2 separate regions of the Homo sapiens genome follow, and region 2 is linked to region 1. A link is a loop called in an ENCODE intact Hi-C map of the cell type or tissue named here. Cell type or tissue: dorsolateral prefrontal cortex. All regions are shown on one strand.

Region 1 (8,000 bases):
CTCTGACGCTTTGGCCGTGTGTGATCCTACAGGCAAATCTTCTACAGGAAGAAGAAGGGAGCCATGAAGATTTCTCCCAGCTCCTGAGGAACTTTGGGCAGTGGTTGCAGGTGGAAAACTCCAAGCTGGTTAGAATCATCGCAATGAGAACTTCTACAGCTGAGGACTTGAGGACCAGAAAATCGAAGCTGCAGGTCTGTTCCCCAGGAAAGGTCCCTCATCCATAAGGTTTGCACCCACAGAGGCATTTGCCACCAGGGAGTTCTTCAAAAGAAGGAACACACCCACAGTTTGTGAGCTGTTCTCCCTTGTGTATAGATAATCGCTTTTAAACTTTTTTGGTTCAAAGATTTTAGAACTTTTTCTGGCATTCATTCGTGTGTTCAGCATGCTTATGTAGTTCCCTACTTGGAAAATATCACCACTAATCACTTGACTCCTGTCACTTAGCTATTGCTGTGTGACACACCATCCCAACAGTTTGTGGCTGATAACAATAACTATGTATTTAACCCATGGTTCAGAAGCATGGCAGGTTAGGCTGAACTCAACCGGGCAGTGCCTCCAGTCCGTCTGCTGTCAGTTGTAGGTCAGTTGGGTGTCTCTACTTCTAGGGGCTGGTGGGCTATTAGAGATGAGAATGACATGGACTACACATCTCGTATACTCCTGTGGCACAGCTTGGACTTCTCATAGCAGAGGCAGGGCAGAAAAGAGCAATAGCAGCAGGCAAGGACTTTTGAGGTCAAGACTAGGAGCCAGCATAACATTAATTCCCCTGCATTCTGTTTGCCAAAACCAGCCTAGAGTCAAGGAAAGGGAAAGAGACTCCACTACTTGATGGAAGGGATGGCAAAGTCATATTGCAGTGGGTATGGATATGGCTGGGGGGAGGGAGATGGGGAAAGTCACAGCCATTTTTGCAACTGAACTACTACTTCTCTCCTGTCTTCTTCACTCCCACATCTAATCAGTTGCTAAAGCTCCTTGATTCCACCTCCTAGATATTTTGTGTTTCTCTTCCCTCGCACTACCATTGTCTTAATTTAGGCACTTACCATTTTTGGCCTTGACTATGGCTGTAGCCTCCCAGCTGATCCTCCTTTCTTCCTGTTGGGTCCCATCTAGGTCATGGCTCATCCTGCAGCCAGAATAACAAATATGACCCTGTCCTCCCCCTAATGAAAACCTTTCACTATAGAGTTTAACCCCTGAGTTTATTATTCAAGGCCATTCTCAACCAGGCCCTAGCTCACTTCTGTTTCCCTATTTTTATGCAATCTTACCATGATATGTTTAGGTTTGAATTTCTTTTTATTTATCTGGGTTGGGATTCATTTTAACTCCCGAATCTGTGGTCTAGGATCTTTCTGGAAAACTCTCTAACCTTATTTTTTTTTCTCTTAATTCCCAAACTTGTTACTTGTATTTTTTTCTACTAACAATCTTTCTTAAAATATCACCTCTGCCTTGTTCCCTTTCTCCTCTCCTACTGTGATATCATTTAAACATATGTAACTACTTCTCACTGTGTGCTTTATGTCTCTTACTCTCTCCTGTGTATTTTTCATCCTTTTCTCTCTTCGTTTTGCATTCTGGATAGTTTTTCTGATTCATCTTTCAGTTTACTAATTCTCTCTTTAGCTGTGTTTCATCTTCTGTTACACGTGTCTACTGAGTTCTTAACTTTGGTTGTTGCAGTTATCAGTTCTAGAACTTCTATTTGGTGCTTTTAATAATCTACTCTATCATTTTTCTTATCTTTTTTTTTTCTTATTTTATAGCTCCTGTCTTAACTGAAACTCTATCATTTTTCATACCTTCCAGATACTTGCTGAAATTTTTAAACCTATCTTTTAATTATTTGAACATAGTAAACATAGCTTTTTACAGATTGTATCTAATAATTCTAACATCTCAAGGCATTTTATGAATGTTTCTGTTGTATATTATTTCTGCCTGTTCTTACTCTTGGTTTCTTGTGTCTTCATGTGGCTGCTTTGTGTGCTAGACATTGTGTTTGCCAAAATATGTATAAGAGGGATTTAAGATTTAGGATAGGCAGGGCACGGTGGCTCACGCCTGTAATCCCCGCACTTTGGGAGGCTGAGGCGGGTGGATCACCTGAGGTCAGGAGTTCGAGACCAGCCTCAACATGGAGAAACCACGTTTCTACTGAAAATACAAAATTAGCTGGGCATGGTGGTGCATGCCTGTAATCCCAGCTATTCGGGAGGCTAAGGCAGGAGAATTGCTTGAACCTGGGAGGCAGAGGTTGCGGTGAGCCGAGATCGCGCCATTGCACTCCAGCCTGGGCAACAAGAGCGAAACTCTGTCTCAAAAAGAAAAAAAAGATTTAGGATAATCTTTTCCTCCAGAGTTGATTTTATTTGCTACTGCCAGGCGAGTAGGGACCTTTCATTCTGGGACCACTAAATCCAAGTTCAAGGCTTGAGTTTCCCTGGTCTACTAAGATGACTTTGAACTGGGCTGCAAGTCTACACAAGGTCCAGGTTTACTTCTGGTTCATTTTTAATAGGGTGAAGGCTTTAGGAGCTCAGCAAAAGGGTGAATGAACCCTATCAGAATCTCTACCTCTGCAGGCCCCAGACTTTGGCCTTTGTCTCCCCAGCCCAGTGAGGCTGCCAAAAGCAAAGATGTTTTACAGCTATTCCTTCCAAATTGGCAAATGTTCTGTGGGCAAAAGCAGATCTGAACACAGCACTGACTGCCCTGGGTTTTCATTCTTTCCCAAGTTGTGGCCCGGTGTGCCTCACATTCTTTTGTTAATACTTTTATGCCTTTAAAATGCTTTAAATATTTTGTCCTTAGTGGGAGGTTTGGTCCCAATTATCTAGTTGGCCATTACCTGGAAATCTTCCTTGCCTGCCTCTCCTGTCTCATATCTGGCTACTCCTCTCATTCCCCCCACCGCACCACCACCCAACTCCAGCCATATCAGAAATGACTTTCCGTTCCTCAAGTTAAACCCCCTTGCTTTTTGTACAGCATACATTCCTGTGGGCTCTGAGAAGCTAAGCAAGGTGTCCCATATTACATGCTAGTAGAATGGGGCAGAGCCAGGATCCAAAGCCAGGATTTAAAACTGGGCTCCCGGATTTATAGCCCCGCTCCTACTGCCCCATCACACCACCTCTCAGGAGTCCTGAGAATAAAAGTTTCCATCCCAAGGGAACACAGTACTTCTATTTCCTGAGAAAAATCTGCACATTAAAACACCATTCTGCCAGGCTCAAAATGCTAACAGAAAGACATGTTCACAATGACAGCTTTTAGAATGATGCGAACTCTAGTCAAGCCCTCTGGAGGACTTGGTCCTGGAATGTCATATTTGGAAGTGACCACTGGAGGTCTGCAGCCCAGCTGCCCGTTCCATGCAGGAGGCCATCCTGTAGCATTCCTGAGAGCAAGGGCTAGGCCTTGGCTTGAATTGCACAGATGGGAGTCCCACTTTATGGATTCTGTCTGCCTCCTCCCTGCCTACCTGTCTGTCAAGTGAAATTTGATGGACCCATCCTTACCATTCAGGTGGGGCTGTCTGGGCCATTTGGAAGCCGCACCATGACGCTGCTGTTTCCCCCAGGAGCTGGAGGCTCGGGTGCCAGAAGGTCAGCATCTCTTTGAGAACCTCCTTCGTCTCGGGCCAGCAAGGGGGACCTCGGATGAGCTGGAAGATCTGCGCTACCAGTGGATGCTGTACAAGTCCAAGCTGAAGGACTCTGGCCACCTGCTGGTAGGTGCCAAGGATGTGCAGGTCCCAGATTCCAGGGACAGGACTATAGCTGGGCCGTATTTGCCTGGGGATACAGTGCTAAGCCTGCATCCACCCTGCCCTGTGCATTCACACACCAGACAGTGGTGACCACTCAGGCAGAGGACAGGGACACTCATGGGTTCTGGGCACTTAGGTGACGCCATTTGGCCATCCAACCACCTCATGAGGCTGAAGTCCCAGTCAGGACAGCAGTGACCTCATAATTAATGTGTAAGGAGTGCTTCCTATCTCCCAAGCCGAGGGCCCTGTGTGCACCGTCCCATTCAGTCTGTACGGTTCCCCTCTGCTCAAGTCATTGTATCTCCAGACTGCAGAGGGGAGCTGAGACTCCAAGCAGTGAAAAACCTTGCCCGAGGCCGCGTGGGTGGTCAGTGGCAGAGCCAGCCTGCAGACACACCCGTGTGTTGTAGGCGTGACCTGGGGAAGCACTGGAGTGGCATCAGGAGCCCTGGGGTCCAGCCCCATGTCTCTAACTTGCCCTGTGTCTTAGTTGAGCAAGCACCTTCCTTTTCGGGGGCCCCTGTGTCTCCTCACACCAAATAATAATAATAATAATAATAATAATAATAATAATAATAATAATAGCAAAACTAGTAATGATCATAACCTTTGCTCAATGCTATGTCCTTATAACAGCCCTTTAAAGGAGGTGCTGTTATATGCCCTGTGAACCAATGAGGAAACTGAGGCACGGACATTAAGTTTCCTAGGTCCCTAAGTCTGAGGAGGGTGGTGAGCTGGCCCTTAAGGGCCCTTTCAGCCTCAGACCCCAGCCCCAAGCTGGGCGCCCCAGGCTTTCCTGGCCCGGGAGCAGCCGAGACGGCCACTAGGTGTCAGCCCAGCCCAAGCCAGGTTGGCCATGGCCCCCGCCGGCCTTGGCCACGGCCTTTCCAGACAGAATCCCAGCTGGGCCTGAAGTGTGTTAAAAAGCTCATTAAATCGAATCATCTGCTGGCTCAGGCTGTCCAGATGACCAGAAGTTTTAAAGAAACACTCCCCTGACAAAACGAATATTCCATTACAGGCTCTGTTGGGATTTAAGTTTCACTCACTTAACTTATTTTTTTCCCCCCTTTTCCTCTCCTTCCCTAAAATAACAGACACAAAGTTCTCCAGGGGAGCCGACTGGATTCCAAAAGGTACAGTGTCTGCCATCTGCTCCACACGGCTAGCAGGCAGGGTGCCTGGAGGGTTGGTGGGCCCGTGACACTGGGGCAAGACTCGTGGGCTTTCTGGAAGGTTCCAGGAAGACCAAAGAACATTTATGGGGGATCAACTCTGGGCTGCGCTGTGCTGGGCCCCAGGATTCTTGATTTCAAGAAGCCCCAGGCTTGGGGGGAGGCTGGCAGGGTGTGCAGAGTCCTCCGCTGGGACAGGCACATAGCAGAGAGGGGATCTTGGAGTTCACCCTCCTAAATCAGGACACGCTGGGGAGTGGACAAAGATGCTACCAATGATTATGCTGTGACAGCAGGTGTGAACCGGGACTGTCCCAGGAAACCTGGGTTGTTGCGGGCAAACTGGACGGTGTGGCCACCCTGGTGATGGAGAGTCTATGGGGCTCGGTAGGGACAGGAGAGGGAGGGATTGTGCCTTTGAGTTCTACTAGGCAGGTGTTTCCACTTACCCTACTGAGCCGTGCTCAGAGTCACTCCCAGGGTCTTTGCAGGCTGAAGCAATAACAATAACAGCAGTAATAACGACAACAATGAGTAATAGGTATGATTATTACTCGAGATGCTATGTATTGGCCATCCACTGTGTGTGCCAGGAACTGTGCTAAGTTGTGGTTAGGGCCTCTCCTGTAACTCTCCCAGTGACACCTAGGAGGCAGTATAATCTCAACTTTCAGCGCGAGGAAACAGAAGGGGCAAGCCTGAAGTGACTTGTTCAAGGAAGGCCTCAGCCCCTCAGTGGTCTCTGGCCTCTGAATCCAAAACTCATGTTGTTAAACTTCCACGTTGTGACTTGGAGAAGACTTCCCTGGGGCCTGGGGTGTCTCCCCATTTCTGGAAAAGCCAAGTGTAAATCGGTGTCTCCTAGTGCCACTGTTTCCAAGGGAATGAATGCTGTGTTTTCCTGCTAGGCATTGGCCCGTAATGACACGAGCCTCCTCCGGCATGCTCTGATCCAAGGAGCTCTGAGTTCCTTGAGATCTCTCATTCTTTGGAATCTGTGTTTCCTAGAAATCTGTGATTTCTTCTTGGCCTCTGGCTGGTGTCATAAGTAACATCTATAGGAGAGTGGGTAACCAATGGACTGGGCAGGGCAGTCACAAAATCAAGGCTGGGCTCTGGGCCCAATACCAACTGGCTTTGTGGCTTCGAGGGAGTTGTTTGGCCCCTTGGGGTTCACTTTCCCCATCTATAAAATGGAGCTTTTTTTTTTTTTTCCTTTGAGACAGAGTCTCCTGTCACACAGGCTGGAGTGCAATGGCACAATCTCAGCTCACTGCAACCTCTGCCTCCCAGGTTCAAGCAATTTTCCTGCCTCAGCCTCCCAAGTAGCTGGGATTACAGGCATGCGCTACCACACCCGGCTAATTTTTGTATTTTCAGTAGAGACGGGGTTTCACCATGTTGGCCAGGCTAGTCTCAAACTCCTGACCTCAGGTGATCCACCCTCTTCGGCCTCCCAAAGTGCTGGGATTACAGGCATGAGCCACTGCACCCAGCCTAAAATGGAACTATTAATGGCAACCTTATTTACTTCATGAACTTATTTTGAAGATCGTGTGAACTGTTGTATATGAAAGTAGAAATGCTTCTGATCACTTAAGCCCTGCCCCCAACACCCCCCAGTTTAGAATAACAAACACACTTCTCATGAGAAAGGGAAAATCATCAGGAAAGGACAGGTGCTCTACACAGGCCAGCCTGGTGGGTCCTGGTGGGAGACGGGGGACCTAGGACCTTGTGTCCAGACCGACTCTAGCTCCTGCACTTTAAGCCTCTCTCTGGTTGGAAGCCCCCACCTATGCAGCCCCTAGGCCAGGATCCATGTGGGTGTCAAGTCTGGTCCCCCTGGTGTCTAGCCATGGTGCCTAGCACATAGTAAGTGCACACTAAATGTTTTTGAGTAGTGACATTTGCTGGCTAACACCAGCCCTCCAGCACAGCCTCAGGTTCCTACAACCTGTAATTAATGTGTTACTGTGGTATGTTCACAGCCATAGCGTTCATTGCTGTCTCTACCCTCCCTCCCTCCCTCCCTTCTTTCCTTCCTTCCTTCCTTCCTTCCTTCCTTCCTTAGTTCTGACTGTGCCAAGATCAGTGAACAGAAGAGCAGTGACCTGTCCTGTAGACTGTACATCCTGCTTGGGTGGAGAGAGGGGGATGGGACCAGAGCGCACATGTCCAGCTGATGTTGCTCAGTAGCACAGTGGGAATCTCTGGGTCAGAGAGCTCTGAAGGTCACACCACTTGTGATCCATGTAGCCCTGAGGTGTATCTTGTCTATGACCAGAAGACGTTGGGCACAGCTTGGTGGGGTATGCAAAGACGGAAAGCCCTAAATGACTAAAGAATCTGCTTACTTGGGCTATGTTTAAAACAATTGGATGTGTAAAAATCTGACTTTGGTGCTTGCTGCCTTTTGAGCTAACGGATCTCAGCCCACTGTGAAGAAGTAAACAACATGGGGGCCACTACACGGAGACCATCTGTGGCTCATTTATAGGACAGCTTGATAAAACATAGATTGCTGGACCCCACCTCCAGAGTTTTCGATTCATCAGTTTTAGGGTGGCCCATGAACCTGCATTTCTAACACGATCCCAGGTGATGCTGCTGCTGGGGGCCTGGGGACCACACTTTGAGAACCACCACTTTACACTCTGGGTTCAAACCCAGGCTCCACCATTAGCGTGTGTGACCTTCAGTGAGTCATTTAGCCGCAGTCTTCCAAATTTAAATGCGAGTCCACTCAGCTCCTGGTAGCAAAGTTCCTGTTGTAACCATGGCACATAGTAGGTTCTCAAGTGCTGTGTGAATGGGGACCTGGGAGACTTCTGCAGACACCGTCCTGCTTTTCTTTCTGAGAGCGAAGGGAGCAACGACACATCCAAGGGGGAAATCCTCCTTTAGCTTTGGTGTGTGCGTGATTCTTCACGGGTTGGAGTGTGGCGTATGCCTGTGTGGTTATGCGCACGCATGCACGTATGCACATCCACAGGCCTGGCAGGTAGCAAGTAGGTGCTGTCTTC
Region 2 (8,000 bases), 110 kb after region 1:
GGGGAAGGGGCTTTCAAGGTCACACAGCAAATTAGGGCAGCCCAAACTCCAGACTCAGGCTCCTGCTGTCCCTGAAGTCACATCGTGCCCTCCCTCACTGCCTTCCCAGTCCTGTCTCCTTCCCACCTCCACAGGGCTTGTGACCAACTGAAGGGGATTAGACTAGTTAGCAAGGGGCCAGTTCCCCAACCCAGGCGCAGGTGGGAGGGGAGTGGTAGAGGGAGCAGGCCCATCCAGCAGGTGATGGATCTCACAATAGGTATTTGCCGCGTATTGGTGACTGTCTTCAGAACTGCGCCTCCGCCTACACTGCTTGATGTACATTAGTGTGCTGGTTAACTTTAACCTGCACCCTGGGGATGGGTGCTTGAAGTAACATAATTAGGAAGCAGCTCCACAGGGCAGCGAGCCTCGGATCTGGTCAATCATGGCTTTGCTAAATCGGCACCGGAGGCTGCGGCTAATCTGCATAGGAGATGTTGCCAGTGCCTTTTCATTGGTGAAATGAGCTGTACAAAAAAAAAAAAAATGTGGTTGGCTCCCGAGATTGTGCAGTACCCTCCTCTCTTGGTGAACCAAGCTCAAGAATCCACCCCCGGCTCCATCTGGGCCAGCGGCCGCCCACTGAATGGAAGGCACTGAGTTCACTGGAAAACTCAGGACCTGACTTCACCGGGGATCCTGCCCTCTCCAGGTCCTGCCTTCGCTAGCGATGCTGCCTTCAGTAAACAGTTGCACTTGCCTGGGAGTGACACTGGCCTGTAGGGACTGGTCAGATGCCCCCAAGGATAGCACGTGGTCCCTGCTGCGTGCCTACTCTGTGCCAGAAAAGTTCTCCACATCACGTGTATATTACTTCATTGAAAAATCACTGCTATCTGGGCGTGGTGACTCATGCCTGCAATCCCAGCACTTTGGGAGGCCAAGGCAAGAAGATTGCTTAAGGACAGGAGTTCGAGACCAGCCTAGCCAACATGGCGAAACCCCGTTGCCACTAAAAATACAAACAATTAGCCAGGTGTGGTAGCACATGCCTGTGATCCCAGCTACTCAGGAGGCTGAGTCATGAGAATCACTTGAACTCGGGAGGTGGAGGTTGCAGTGAGCTGAGATCATACCACTGCACTCCAGCCTGAGTGACAGAGTGAAACTCTGTCTAAAAATAAATAAATAAAAAATAAAAGTCACTGCCACCTCCATTTTACAAGAGGTACCGAGTGGATATGTTACTTCCCCAGGGCCTCACAGGGAGGAAGTGGTGGAGCTGGGATTTGAACCCGGGCTGTTGTTTTTGTAAAGGATCGAATAAATGCTGTGAATGTACTGATCTATGATAAGCTAGCTGCATGAGATGGAGACTCAGACACAGATGAAGCCAAAGCTGAGATGCAGAATTTACTGAGAAATCGCATTGTATCTCACAAGAGCAAATTGCTAAGCCCACCACGTATCCAGGCTGTGCCGTCCGATTGAAGAGCCTGTGCTCTGAACTCCATACAGCCTCCTTCCTGCAGCTGAGGAGCTGGAGGCCTACGGGAAAATGGGCTCTAGATGGCTGAGTTTCAACGGGAGCCTACCAGTGTCCCTCCCCAGCCTCGCACCTGCCGTGGCTCCATAACCAAGAACCCACTCTCCCTCTGGATCCGGCCCTCCACCCTTCCCTCCCAGCTCATATGCTTGGCCCAGGCTACACTGAGCTCCTGGACCACACCAGGCAGTTTCACACACAGCAGCTTTGCTCACCGGGCTCCCTTCACTTCCCTTGACCATTGCCCACCAGGAAAACATCCACTTATCTTTCTTGGCTTCATTAGGCCTCATCACCTCTACCAAGAGAACAACACTGGACACCAGATGCCCTTTGGGACACACCAGTGTGAGGCCACCCTCACCCTGCTGTGTGACCTTGGACAAGTGACTCAACTTCTCTCAACATCAGTTTCCCCATCTACAAAGTAGGAAAATGTTGTTTACCTCATGGTTTGTTGTACAAGTTAGAAAAAATGCACATCAAGCCTCTGACATGGCTTCTACTAAAAACATGGTACTTATTTTTAGAACGTTTTCCTGCCATCTGCCCCAGAAGAATTGAACTCTGTATACCTGTATACACCTCAGACTCTCTGGACATACTTGTGTCTTTTTTTGCTAGCACTTCTCACAAGCTGGCATCTTGTGTATTTTCCTCTGTTTATGTTCTGTCTCCTTCATTGCGGGACTTATTAAGGTGCAGCTCCTTGGGGGCAGGAATCTTGTCTGTCATGTTCATCACCGGATTCCAGGGCTCAGAATGCTGCCTGGCACTTGCTAGGTCCTCCATTAAAGTTGGCTGGTGAAATGAATGAACAAATAAAGGAATAAAAAAAGGAACAAATGAACCCATACCCACCTCCTGCATTAATCTTATCCATCAATCTGTCCCCAGCTCCCAGCCCAGTAACTGACATGTGTGTTCAGCGGGGATTATAGAACAAATCTTATCAATTCTGTGTTTATGCATTTATAAAACACAATTTAACGACGCACTAAATCAGATCAGCATGAATGAAGCTTTCCAGATGGGCACTGAACCAGGATTCTCTTTCTTCGTGTCTTGCTTTCTCAAAACTGGTCCACATTATCCTCCCCAGCAGCATAAGAACTGCCCAAATTGCCAGCCTTAGAATCATGAGCTAATTAATGAGACTGCTTTGAGTCACTGTGCTTTGCTTGTAGGTATGATCGCCCCACAGCCAAGACTAACTGATGCAACAGAGGAAGGGCTCCCCGAGGAGGGGAGGGCTGAGCTGGATCTGAATAACCAGAAGAAGACTAAGAGAAAGCAGTAAATTCCCGGTGGAGGAATTTCGAAGGTGTGTGTAGGAAAGTCATTTGGAAGGAGATAGGACAGCACTTTTTTTTTTTTTAACACCTTATTGAACATCCAGCCAGAAAATGTACAATTGGCAAACTACCCCCTAGAGAATAACACGCTTGTACGACCAGACCCATATGAGAAACAAAGCATGACCGGCACCCCAGAGGCACTCCTTACGCTCCTTCCATTTCCCACCTCCCTCCCAGGCTAACCACTATCCTGACTTTTCTCATCACAGATTGTGTTATTTTTGTAGCGTTTTTTCAACTGGACTCTGCATTGTGCATTATTTTGTATCTGGCTGCTTTCACCCCATGTTAGAGTTGTGAGACTCATCCGTGTTGTTCTCTCCTTTTCCTCTTGATAAATCGTATTCCATTATTTACCCATCCTCCTCCTGATGGATCTTTGGGCTGTGTTGGCTATGGAGAATAACACTGCCATGAATACTCCTGAACACATCTTTCAAGGAATATATTTGTACACTTTTTTTTTTCTTTTTTCAAGACGGAGTCACGCTCTGTCACCCAGGCTAGAGTACAGTGGCGTGATCTCGGCTCACTACAACCTCAACCTCCCAGGTTCAAACGATCCTCCTGCCTCAGCCTCCTGCCTCAGGCCTGGGATTACAGGCCTGCATCATGATGCCCAACTAATTTTTGTATTTTTAATAGAAGACAGGTTTTCGCCATGTTGGCCAGGCTGGTCTCAAACTCCTGACCTCAAATGATCCACCCACCTCGGCCTCCCAAAGTGCTGGGGTTAACAGGCATAAGCCACCACGTCCAGCTGATATTTGTACACTTCTGGTGAGTGTAGACCGCCAGTGAAATTCTTGGGTCATAAGGTTTGCACAAAAAGCAGCTCTTTTGAGGAACTGAAAGGAACAGGTGGCTTGAAAGAGGAGCGGGGAGCTAATGAGATGAGGGGTCAAAATTTCTCAAGCCCTGTGAACACGGCAAGGAGGCTGATTTTCAAGAGATGTGCAGGGGGAGGCCAGGGAGTGACATGCTCCAATGACATTTTAAGATCACCCTGGAGAGTGAGGTTGGAGACCACCATGGGGGACAAGGAAACAGGTAGGTGGTGGTGGAGGGCATCTAAGGGAGAGATGACCATGGCCGGGACCAAGATGCTGTGGAGATGGAGAGGAGAGGATCGTGCTCTAGTTAGCTAGTACCGCATGACAGAGCTGAGCAGCTTAAAACTATGCAATGGATTTTCTCCAAGGATTTTGGGGGTTGACTGAGCTCTGCCGGGAAATTCTTGTATGGGATCTCTCATGCTGTTGCAGTCAGGTGATACAGGTGATAGCTGGGGCTGTAGCTCCAGCCAGGCCAAAAGCTCAGCTGGGCTGAAGATGAGCTCTTGTCCGAGGTGGGTTTTTCACTCACCTGCTTGGCTCCTGGGCTGAGATGGCTCAAGCAGTTGGGGGCTGGTGGGACCTATGTCACCCCATATGCAACTGACTGGGCTTCCTCATAGCATGGCACTCTCAGATTGATTAAATGGAAGAAGCCTGTGACCAGAGCAAGTGTTCTAAGAGGCTAGGACAGACGCTGCAAGGCTTCCTATGACCCAGCCTCAGGGGCCCCCAAATATTGCATCCACTACATTCTCTTAGCCAAGCAAGTCATTAAGTCCAGCTGAGGTAGGAAGCAGGACTCAACTCTGAAGGTGGGGCTCAGATACCGGAACAAACTGAGGACTAGCTGAAACAGGTTGGGACAGAAGCACTTCCCCATAAGACACCCCACCAGTTTGCCATGTGAGTTTACCATTGCTGTGGCAACACCTGAAGGTTACCACCCCCTTCCATGGCAATGACCCAGCAATCCAGAGGTTACCATACTTTTCCTAGAAATTTCTGCTCAAACTGTCCCTTAATTTGCAATATAATTAAAAGTGAGTATAAACGCAACTGCAGAACTGCCTCTGAGCCACTATTCTGGGTATGCTGCCCATGGGGTAGCCCTGCTCTGCAAGGAGCAATGCCTTTGTTTCTGCTGTTGTACACTGCTGCTTCAATAAAAGTTTCTGATTAACACCACCAGCTCACCCTTGTATTCTTTCCTAGATGAAGCCAAGAACCCTCCCAAGCTAAGCCCCAATTCTTGGGCTCACCTGTCTTGCATCACAGCCCACTTTCAAGGGAGGAGAAAAGAGATTCTCCTGTTTCATGTGAGGAGCAGCATGCCCCTGTGGGAAGGGAAGAGTTGGTGGGGGTCTTCTTTGGATGACACTGGCTACCAAGGATGGATTTGGACTTATTGCTGGCTTGGATAAAGGCTTTTTGTTTGTTTTTGCTTTGTTTTGGAATCTACATGTTGAAATCAATTTGAACAGCAGGAAACATACATACTTTTCCAGCACAGCCACAGTGTTTGGGATGCTCAGGGGTCAGAGGCAGAAATGTCCCCAGCATTTCACACACACAGAAGAAAGCTTTCTGCAAAGGGCAATGGAGAGACTTTTTGCTCCTGGCCTAATAGGGAAAACTTGCCCCTTGTGATCTTGTTTACCTAAGACCAACAATTGCCTGAAAGTATTTCTTAGTGAATTTCTAACTTGAACTATTCTCCTCAAAGGCTGCTGCTGCAGAGCAGAAAGATCAGACTTGGTTTCCGCAAAACACCTGGACTCCAGTTACTTCTTGGCTAACCTAATGACTTATGTGACCTTGGGGACATTACTGAACTTTTTTGTCCTTTGTTTCCTCATCAATAAAATCAGGATGATAACCGTATCTCCTTGGAAGAGTTGTTGAGAGGATTAAATTAGATAATACATACAAAGCACTTGGCCCAATCCTTGGGAAATAGTGAGTTCTTGGTCAATGTCAGCTGCACAGTAATAGATGCACAACAAATCTGTTGTAATTGAGTTGTCCATGTAAGGATTGTCAGCTCGAAGCACTGGCTCAAGGATTTTATCTGTGCCACACTTTAGTATTTGTTTGTTTGTTTGTTTATTTATTTATTTAGAGACGGAGTCTTGCTCTGTCATCCAGGCTGGAGTGCAGTGGTGCGATCTTGGCTCACTGCAACCTCTGCCTCCTGGGCTCAAGCAATTCTCCTGCCTCAGCCTTCCGAGTAGCTGGGATTACAGGTGCCCACTACCATGCCTGCCTAATTTTTGTATTTTTAGTAGAGATGAGGTTTCACCATGTTGGCCAGGCTGGTCTTGAACTCCTGACTTCAGGTGATCCACCCTCCTTGGCCTCCCAAAGTGCTGGGATTATAGGCGTGAGCTTCCTGGGACTATTAGCCATAAAGTTTGCTTTTGATTCCAAATGTTAAAAAATTATATCTATGTATCTATCTATCTGCAATGCTGTTGCAAATATCTCATACACAGGGCTTTCTCTCCCTCCATAGTACCGTATCTCTCTTCACATCTTTACATTGCCAATATCTCACACTTTGTAGGTGGGAAAGTTTATCATTTGCTTCACTAGGAGATGTACACTCTTTAAATAGTGTTCTAATGTCTGCAAAAAAAAAAAAAATTAGCAGAGCTGTCTCTAGGGAAGCAGCCTTTGTTCAAACCTGGAAGAAATGAAGGGTTTTATTTGTGGAAATTGGGGCATCCGGTGCTGTCTACTTAGGGAAGCAGGATTTTTTTTTAACCACCCACCAACACCTACACACGCCAAAAAAACTAATAAAATCTCAGAGAATATATTAATCTTTTACTTATAGGTAATCTCCCAAGTTCAGGGCAAGTTTTTCTTCTGAATGTTGTTCACTCTGTACGATGGAAATGATCTGACTCTTACCAAAGAGACTCACTGAAAATCTCTTCTCTATATGCACAGCTTTGATCTCACACAATCCTTCCAGGTAGGGACACCGGGCCCCATTTTACAGATGACAGCACAGAGGCCAAAATTAATTAGGAACTTGCCCAAGTTCACACAGCTCATGAGTAGCCACTTCTGTCTGTTGTCTACTGCACCATACCCACCATTCTTTTGCCTGAGCCTGGATTCTTTCTTCTTTTTCCTTTTTTTTGAGACAGAGTCTCGCTCTGTCACCCAGGCTGGAGTGCAGTGGTGTGATCTCGGCTCACTGCAACCTCTGCCTCCCAGGTTCAAGCCATTCTCCTGCCTCAGCCTCCCGAGTAGCTGGGACTACAGGTGTGCACCACCACACCCAGCTAATTTTTGTATTTTTAGTAGAGACAGGGTTTCACCATGTTGGCCAGGATGGTCTCCATCTCTTGACCTCGTGATCTGCCGGCCTCAGCCTCCCAAAGTGCTGGGATTACAGGCATGAGCCACCGCGTCCAGCTGAGCCTGGATTCTTTCTATGTCTCAGCATCTCTCTCTGCTACCAGCCTTTGCGTTATATCCCACAGGATTCCTGGAGGTAGGTAGCAATGGGTAAGAAAAGTTTAGCAGGCAAAACCTCAGCAGACAGGCTGACACCCAGCATTCCCAAGCACAGATGAGACCCTGACTCTCTTGAGGAGCTTGGCACTCAATGAGTATTAGGAGTTACTGCTTGGTGAAGTTTAAATATTTGTTTATTCACGTATGCAACTAACATTTATTGAGCTCCTACTATGTGCTCAGCACGGTGCTGGGCTCTGGCGATGCACAGATGAATTAGACAGCTCTGCTTGCAAGGCATTCTTGAGGAGTTTGCAGTATAGTGGGTGTAACAGACATACAGAAGTCCTAGAAGCAAAAGTGTGTGGACAGGGCGTTGCCAAATTCCTCAGCCAGCTGCCAGGTACTGCTAATTCCACTGCCTGAACAGCTGGAGAATCCATCTCCATGACCACCACTCCGGCGAAGGCCGCCACTGCCTGACACCTGTATCACCGAGGCCAGCAGGGCCGCCTGACAGCCTGCCTCACTCCTCTGATCACTTCTCCACACCACAACTAAAGGGACAATCTGATCCCTGTTTAAGTCCTCCAAAAGCTCCTTGATGTCCTTTCGATAAGGTCTAAAAAGCAGAGGCAGGCTACACTGTAGAGAGTTGGACTCCCTCCTCACAGGTGGATTCTGGGTCTTGTTCACAGTTGGGTGCTAGCACAGGGCCAGACCCTGGGTGACCAATGATTCCAGGGGGTCTTTATGATACAGTGCAGTCTGGTGACATCATAATGCAAGCCCCCTGCCCAGGAGAGGTTT

What was found. Peaks named below come from ENCODE experiments on the same cell type or tissue, not always from the same donor. Only the 100,000 strongest peaks of a DNase experiment are listed, where the experiment ranks them.
Region 2: a loop joins it to region 1, with 2.6 times the contacts of the local background. A loop is called at or near these places in 8 of 110 quality-filtered maps.

The regions. Positions count from the first base shown.
Region 1 is chr14:95,429,014-95,437,013 of GRCh38, reverse strand. SYNE3 (spectrin repeat containing nuclear envelope family member 3) reads left to right here. Exons shown (of 18, transcript NM_152592.6): 15 at 33-194; 16 at 3,605-3,754; 17 at 4,897-4,935. Among named protein-coding and RNA genes, the nearest start is that of SYNE3-AS1, 83 kb to the left of the region's middle. RefSeq lists an enhancer at 5,401-5,540. In dorsolateral prefrontal cortex, CTCF peaks have their summits at 4,433, 4,636 (motif pointing right) and 5,619; a DNase peak (open chromatin) is centred at 4,643; H3K27ac peaks cover 944 bases.
Region 2 is chr14:95,323,772-95,331,771 of GRCh38, reverse strand. It overlaps LINC02292 (long intergenic non-protein coding RNA 2292), which reads right to left and starts at 2,188. Exons shown (of 3, transcript NR_110127.1): 1 at 2,104-2,188. It overlaps LOC105370637 (a long non-coding RNA gene), which reads left to right and starts at 2,900. Exons shown (of 2, transcript XR_944171.3): 1 at 2,900-3,936; 2 at 4,935-5,603. RefSeq lists an enhancer at 3,833-3,902. In dorsolateral prefrontal cortex, no CTCF peak of the experiment used is centred here; no DNase peak of the experiment used is centred here.